Linked DNA regions of Homo sapiens: region 2 is linked to region 1. Evidence: chromatin contacts called from ENCODE Hi-C data. All regions are on one chromosome and are shown on one strand. The core of a region is the stretch at or near the end of the contact, and the rest is flanking DNA. Distances in the headings are between cores, read along the strand shown.

Evidence for each region. Hi-C counts contacts between places; a loop is a spot of excess contacts on that map. Pooled maps may share reads with other maps.
Region 2: a map of B cell shows a loop between it and region 1 (18-fold over the local background). The contact joins the promoter of REV3L here to the promoter of ATG5 in region 1. A Hi-C loop is called at or near these places in 2 of 168 maps with a recorded cell type or tissue (B cell and naive thymus-derived CD4-positive, alpha-beta T cell) and 6 of 50 pooled maps.

The regions. Positions count from the first base shown.
Region 1 is chr6:106,324,119-106,327,800 of GRCh38, forward strand. ATG5 (autophagy related 5) reads right to left here and starts at 1,642. Exons shown (of 8, transcript NM_004849.4): 1 at 1,408-1,642. RefSeq lists enhancers at 1,452-1,501, 1,522-1,841.
Region 2 is chr6:111,481,609-111,485,290 of GRCh38, forward strand. It overlaps REV3L (REV3 like, DNA directed polymerase zeta catalytic subunit), which reads right to left and starts at 1,610. Exons shown (of 32, transcript NM_001372078.1): 1 at 1,142-1,610. The coding sequence starts at 1,280. It also overlaps TRAF3IP2-AS1. RefSeq lists enhancers at 497-556, 2,397-2,756 and silencers at 927-1,006, 1,067-1,136, 1,197-1,496, 1,667-1,896, 1,937-2,326.

The sequences.
Region 1 (3,682 bases), core at 392-2,891:
ACAGTTGGCCCTTCCTACCCATGGGTTCTTCGTCCTTGTATTCAACCAATCATGGATGAAAAAATATTCGGGGAAGGAAAAAAAAGTCAGTACTGAACATGTATAGACTCTTTTTTGTCATTATTCCCTAAACAATACACCATAACAACTATTTATACAGCATTTAAGTTGTATTGCGCATTATAAATAATGCAGAGTTGAACTAAAGATAGGAGGATGTGCATAGGTTATCTGCAAACACTACACCATTTTATATCAGGGACTTGAGCATTTGAGGACTTTGGTATCCAAGGGAGGTCCTGGAACCAATCTCCCACAGATGCCGAGGGACAGGAAAGACTGTACCTTAATTTTTGTATCAATGTCTTCTCACCCCATCCCCAAAGTGGAACTTCATGATGGCAGGGATTTTTATTCTTTTGTTTACTATTTTGTTTACTGTTTTGTCCAGTGCCTAACACATAGGAGGTACTCAGTTTGGGGGAAATTAATGAAATAAATACACACTTGAGGTGTGTGCACTATTCTAAAAATCCATATCCATACAGTTCCATTCTGTACACTTTCCCCCAATTTTAAGTAGCATATCTTTGAAGATAAAAGCACAGGCTTAAATCTGGTGTAAAATACCTCTCAATTACTACCCTGAGCACAACATCGTTATTTTCAAATTCAAAATTCAACCAGAAACTCCCTCTATGGAAATCACAAATAGTTCAGTTCAGAGCCAAGTATCCAGTTTCAAGGTCTCAGAAATTTAACAAGCCAATTCTGGAAGGCTTTGGAAGTTCAGCTACTGTCTGGTAAGTCTCCGGGTTCTGATTGCTCAAGACAGGCTGTACCTCCTCACCCCTCAGAAAAATCTAGAACCAATAGTTTCCTAGGTTCCTCAAGTTCAGGATAATTTTAAAATAATCCAAAGTACAAATGAAGTATGTAAAAGTGTCTTGCCAACAGAAAATGTCTTTGGTAGCACTAAATATTGTTATTGAGACAGGGAATATCGTAAATAGATAAATTGCTTGGAGGACATACCCACCGAGTTTGGACAGACTCACACTGCACTGTGCAATAAAGGTTTAAATAACTGTGTTCCACAAACAATTCAGGTCCTGAACTGAACTCTAGAGCCTGCGACTAGACTCTCGCTTTCCTACCTTAGTAAGCAACAGACATGTACCCCAAGAGGGACCCCGCAGGCCACACCCGCCAACCGGCCCCAGGGCTCCGGGCCGGCGTCTCGCCAACTCCACCTTGCCCGGAGGAACCACCTTCACCCGCCATCGCGGCCGGGCGGGCGCTCCTCCAGGCAACTACTCACCCCTCCTTCCTACCACACCTACCTGGCCCCTCCCCAGCCCTCCTCCTCTAGGAATTTCCTCACACAAGGTGGACACACACACGTACCCTACTCCAAGCTATGGCTCCTCCTTCCGGCTCCCCGCACTGGTGGGGACGCCCAGATTCCGCGCTCCGGTGGGGCGGCGGGGCAAGCTGCCCGCCTGACACACTGTCCTGCGGGGACGCGGTAGCAGGACTCCAGGAAGCCCGCGCAGCCGCAAAAAGCACCGGCGCGGAGGTCGGAGCTGAACCCTGCTGCACTTCCGCCCTCTGGTATCCAGCGAATACAACCGGCAACGCTGCGGAGCCCTGGCAGCGCACCACAAGTCCAGTCACCCTCGGCGCCCGGAGATGACGTCACGAGACCCCACGTGGTCCGAACTCCGCCCTCCGTGTTCTGCCTAACCCAGCAAGGAGGCCCGAGTCGCTCTTGAGCATGCGCCAACGGGGCAGTACGCTTGAACTCGCGACCAAACCTCTCCAAGTTCATAGCTTCTACCCTCTTCTGAGAATCTTGCGTCAAAGCGTAGTTATTGGGGCTTGGGGAGGTTAACTTAACAGTTCCACAAAAACAGTTTTTAAAATACTGAAACACTGCCTCCCTAGAGCTTGATCGCAACATCCCTTTCTTCCTGGCATCACACAACAGTATTAATAAAACATTAGTTTTCAAAGTACTTTCCCATCCATTTTCTTATTTGATCTTCTTCTCTACTTTGTTGGAACCACCGCAGGCATTAATAACCTAATTTAACAGAAGACTATATGAGCACTGAACCCTCCCACCCATCCAAGAGTACATATCTTTATCTTACTCTTTGTAAAAATAATTGGGGCCGGGCGCGGTGGCTCACGCCTGTAATCCCAGCACCTTGGGAGGCCGAGGCGGGCGGATCACGAGGTCAGGAGATCGAGACCATCATGGCTAACACGGTGAAACCCCGTCTCTACTAAAAATACAAAAAAAATTAGCCGGGCGCGGTGGCGGGCTTCTGTAGTCCCAGCTACTGGAGAGTCTGAGGCAGGAGAATGGCGTGAACCCGGGAGGTGGAGCTTGCAGTGAGCCAAGATAGGGCCACCGCAGTCCCGCCTGGGCGAAAGAGCGAGACTCCGTCTCAAAAAAAAAATAGTAATAATTGGTAAACTTACTAATAAAGAATCTTTGAATTGGCTCTATCCAGAAGTCTTAGCAGGCATTTAAGGTTTTTCTCTTAATTACACGTGCCTTAACGCCATGCATGTTAAGTAAGTACTGTGCTGAGACTCAAAACAGGTTCTTGATAATTGGGAACATAAGGAAAATTCTAGTAGTAGCCACAGGATTCTTTTAAAAAGAAAAATCTTCTTGGAGTTGGACTAAGTACAATGATTTTCAAATGGTAAATTACAGTACATTAGTGGGTATCTAAATCAAGTTAGGGAAGCATGCCCAGCATCTTTTTAAATGAAATAAAATAGAAAATATCAGCATGCTTCACACATGTAAAGGGTAAATATTGTGTCCCAAAATTTTTACTTCAGTATGTATGTGGTGTACACTGGATAGGAATGTGAAATACATTTCTTAGTAAGGGTAGCAGTCAGAAAAGTTTGAAAGCCACAGTTATGGTCCTCTTCACCTACTCAATGCAGAAATCCTCACTACAGTGTCCCCAGTAAACAGCTATTAGCCTCTGTAAGAAAGCTTGTGGGATTAAGGTGCATTGCCTTCCCAGTGTCAGACAAAAGTATATAAAATTTCCTTTAAAATGTATCTAAAAAATAAGATGGATTTAGGGGCGCATAGATGGATAAATATGTGATTAACCAAATATAGTAAAATATAATGGTAGAATATAATGGTAAAATATAATGGTAGAATCTAGATGGTAGAATCTAGGTTCATTGTAAATGGGTATTCACTGTAAAATTTGTTCAGCTTTGCTGTGTGTTCAAAATTATTTCCTAACAAAATGTTGGGACCAGGCACAGTGGCTCATGCCTGTAATCCCAGCACTTTGGGAGGCCCAGGTAAGAGGATAGCTTGAGCCCAGGAGTTCAAGACCAGCCTGCACAACATGGCAAGACCACATCTCTACAAAAAACACAAAAATTAGGAGGGCATGGTGGCATGCGCCTACAGTCCCAGCTACTCCAGTGGTTGAGGAAGGAGGATTACATGAGCCCAGGAGGTCAAGGTTGCAGTGAGCTATGATTGTATCACTGCAGTCTAGGTAACAGAGAGAGACCCTGTCTCAAAAAAAAAAAAAAATTGTTTTGGGGGAAACTATGTATGAAGAAACCCAATAGGTGAAAGGTGATTACTTGATTTGACTTAAAATTCAACTTCCTGTAATTTTTA
Region 2 (3,682 bases), core at 360-2,859, 5.2 Mb after region 1:
AGATGAATGGTGATGAGGGCAAGGAGCATCAAGTGGGAAATGCTATCTAAAATCCCATAGGGCAATTCATAGCTAGAGGGAAGAACAACCTTTCCTAAGATGCATTATTTCCTAGAACTCCATTATTTCATGGAAGCAGTTCAAAGCATGCAAAAAAGCAAAACCATTTTAAAACACCTAGTAAACTGGGCCTCTATCTTTTTTATATTATCATAAGCCCCAGGAGTTTTTGAGAACGTACCTTCTGTCACGGCTGTCTCCCCTTCCCATCCCTTCTTCAACATAGTTGTGTTTAAAAAATATATACCTGTACTTAAAACGCAATCCTACAGCCCAGCCTAGGAGCATTTCAAAATGTCTGTGCTGCTGAGTCTGGCTGTGGTTCCTAATAAATTCACCCCATTAAGTGTGATGTTTTAGGTTGGGCAACATAAACACGCATTTCCTACTTCCATGGATGCACATTTCCTGAAAGCACTGCACCTAAGGATGCTGCCCTGTCCCCCGACGCTCAGGCACTAAACTCTAAGGAGTCACGACCTGCACTCACAGCAGAGCCACACGGTCACCCCAGTGAGAAAGATTATCTGGCCCCAAGCGCCACTCTCTCCGGCCCACTGCATCTCCGGAACTGGCAGAGGAGAGCGAGGGTGAGAAGAGACCATGGGGAGCGACTGACAACAAGGCTGACACTTCCCCGTTTCCAGAAAGCGGCACTTGGGGGACACAAGGGATGTCCCACTAGCGACCGACCTCAGAGCAGGCCCTACGAACCCGTCCACCGATGGACATGGCGCGGCCACCTGGCCCGCCGTCCGGGGCGCCCGCGGCTTTCGCTCTCCCGGCCCGCGCCCTGGAGTGCGGCTCCCGCTCCCGGCCGCCACACGCAGTCTAAACACGCGGCGCTCGCCACCTCCCTGCCCGGGGGTGGGGGCGCCGCGCAGCGCTCGCGCGGACCCACATTTTTGCGGCTCTTGTCACGCACGAGAGAAAAGGCGAGGAGGGCGGAGGGGAGGGAAGACGCGGCAGCGATCCACGGAGACGGCCGGCGCCGGTGGCGTGTGCGCGTGTGCGCGGCGGGGAGGGCGGCCCCGGCGCCCCGCCGACTCCCGCTCCCGCCCCGCGCCCGGCGCCCGCTTACCTGCCGGGGTCGCTCCGAAGACTCGCACCACCGGCACCTTCTTGACAGGGGCCTGGGTGAGGGGGGATTGGCAGGTATCCAGCCCCTGCAGCGGGCTGGCCATGTAGTAGTCTGCAGTCACTATCCTTACTGAAAACATGTTCGCCGCCGCCGCCACTGCCTCCCTTCACTGGCGACCCGGCAGCGGCAGCAGCAGCGGCGGCGGCTCCCTCCGCAGCGGCGGCGGCGCCCCCTCCCCTTCTCGGCACGGCCCCCTCCCCTCACACAGAGGCACCTCGAGGAGCGGCGGGCGGGGCGGTGTAGGCGCTGCTGCCGCCGCCTCCTCAGGAGCACCCGGCAAGGGGCCGCAGGAGAGAAGCCCTCGAGCTTTCGTCGGTGCTGGTGCTGCCGCCACTGCCGCCACCGCCGGGAATCACACGGGCTCCTCGGTCCCAGGCTGCAGCTCTTGTTGCCATGATGATGATGTCACGGACGCAACCACTGGGGGGAGGGGAGAGGGGGGTGTGTGTGGCGAAGGGAGGCTGCGAGTAGTGCGGGGGAGGGGGCTCGGCGGGAAAAGGAGCGAGAGGGCGGGCGCCCGGGCGGGACACGGAGGGCGGGGGCCGAGAAGGGGCTTTCTCCCCCTCCCCGGGCACGCGGCGAGGGAGGCGGCCGGCGGCCGGCAGCGCCCGCGCGGGATCGATGACTCGGCTGGCGGGCACGGTCACCTGGGTGAGGGGCAGCGGAAGGGGCGGCGGAGCACCGATCTCATGGATGGGCTCCGAGGGGCTTGCGGGAGGGGGGCGCCAGTGTTCGGGGCCGTTTTGGCGGCTATGCAGGATTGGCAGGAGCTGCGATGCTCACACTTGCCTCGCCGACCGCCATTTCACATCCAGCAGAGGAGGCGGGGGCAGCCGCTGAGACGGTTTTTCACAAGGTAAGAAAATCCGCCCGCGTGAGGAGGGAGGCGAGGCGCAGATCTCGTGCCGCTGCGGCCTCGCGGGAGGGAAGGGCGGGCGGGCGGCGGAACGGGCGGGGCCGGGTGCGGACGCAGCCGGCCCTTCTCAGGTAACGCCGCGGCTCCGCGCGTGGCCCGGGGGCGGTGCGAAGGGTGGGGGCGCGCGGGCGCGGGCTTCGGCCTATAAAAGGGCCGCCCTGGCGTTCCCCCTTCCCGAACGTGCCGCGCGAGCCGCGGTGCCCCCTCCTCTTTGCTGCTGCAGTGTCTGCGCCGGGCCATTTAATGAGATTTATTCACGCACGGCTCTTCTCAGCTTTGCGAGGGGTTGGCAGATCCAGTGCACAGGGATTTCCCACTACCGTGTTTTTCTCCCGCCCCCTTCCTTCCCTCTCGTCCTAATACATCCTTCGTTGGTTTCCTCGGCCCCGCAGGCTGCGTCCCGGGCACGCGCAAGTACATGTAAGGACTTGTCAGCTGCCGGTGACCTCCCTCCTCCCTCGTCGCTCCTCCCCCAGCGGAATGTAGGATTAACAGTCTTTCCGAGAAAATTTTGGCCAAAGAAAAAGGCCTGTGAAAGTCACCGCGTTAGACGTGGCCTCCTCGTGTTTTTCACTAACACGTTATGGAAGGTTTTACTACCCGAAGGCATAAAAGCACCACCGTGGGGAAGGGCCGTTTTGAATAAACAACTTTATTCAAAAATCGAGAGGGGGTGAAGCGATGCAGTTAGGGAATTTTTGTTTTAAAGAGTAGTAACATGCAGCTGGCTTGGCTATTAAATTGGAAACAAGGGGTTCCTCTCTGACTTGGCCACTGATATTGGGCGTGACCTTGGACAAATAATTTTGTTTCTTTGGGCTCAGTTTCTACATATGTAAAACGGGAAGGTTTCTCTTAAAAACTAATCCTGAAGGGTTTCTTCTCAACAAAAAGATGCAAGCTGTAGGAGGCAGAAAGCGTGGGTTCAAGTTCGAAATTTGCCCCTGAATTAGGACCCTTGACACATTTCTAACCCATCCAAGTAGAGATCGTTCTTTTACATTTGTGTGTTATACAGGTGCATTTTAGTGGTTACCAGGTTGCCACGTATTTGAAGTGGTGTGAGAGCTACTCGTTTGGAACCGTTGTGGATTTTCAAATAGGAAAATCAAAAGGCCCAAAGAGACAGCTCACTGGTAAGAAGCTGTCTATAAATTCCCTAACATATAAATGCTATAATAAGAACTTACGCTCCGAGGGATTTGAGACTGATTACTACAGTAAATTAGCTTGTAGTTTTTAACCTCAGAGCATGATTATAAACATACGTGGCAAGATTTCTACTAATATGCTGGAAATTAGCTAATATTTTTAAGAGGCAAAATCTCTTGATCTGAAATTTTAGAAGGCTATAGAAGTGATTTTAAAATATGACTACCATGCTAAAATGTATTTTTTATAAAATAAATATTTTGTACACGCCGAATGTCAGATACACAATATCAGTGATTCTCAGTGTTCCATGACACCTAGAATTCTTTAAGTGTTGATATTTTGGCTCTTACTGAATTATATTTTGGGGGATGGGGCCTGGGAATCTGTATTGTTAGCAACACTACTTGCCA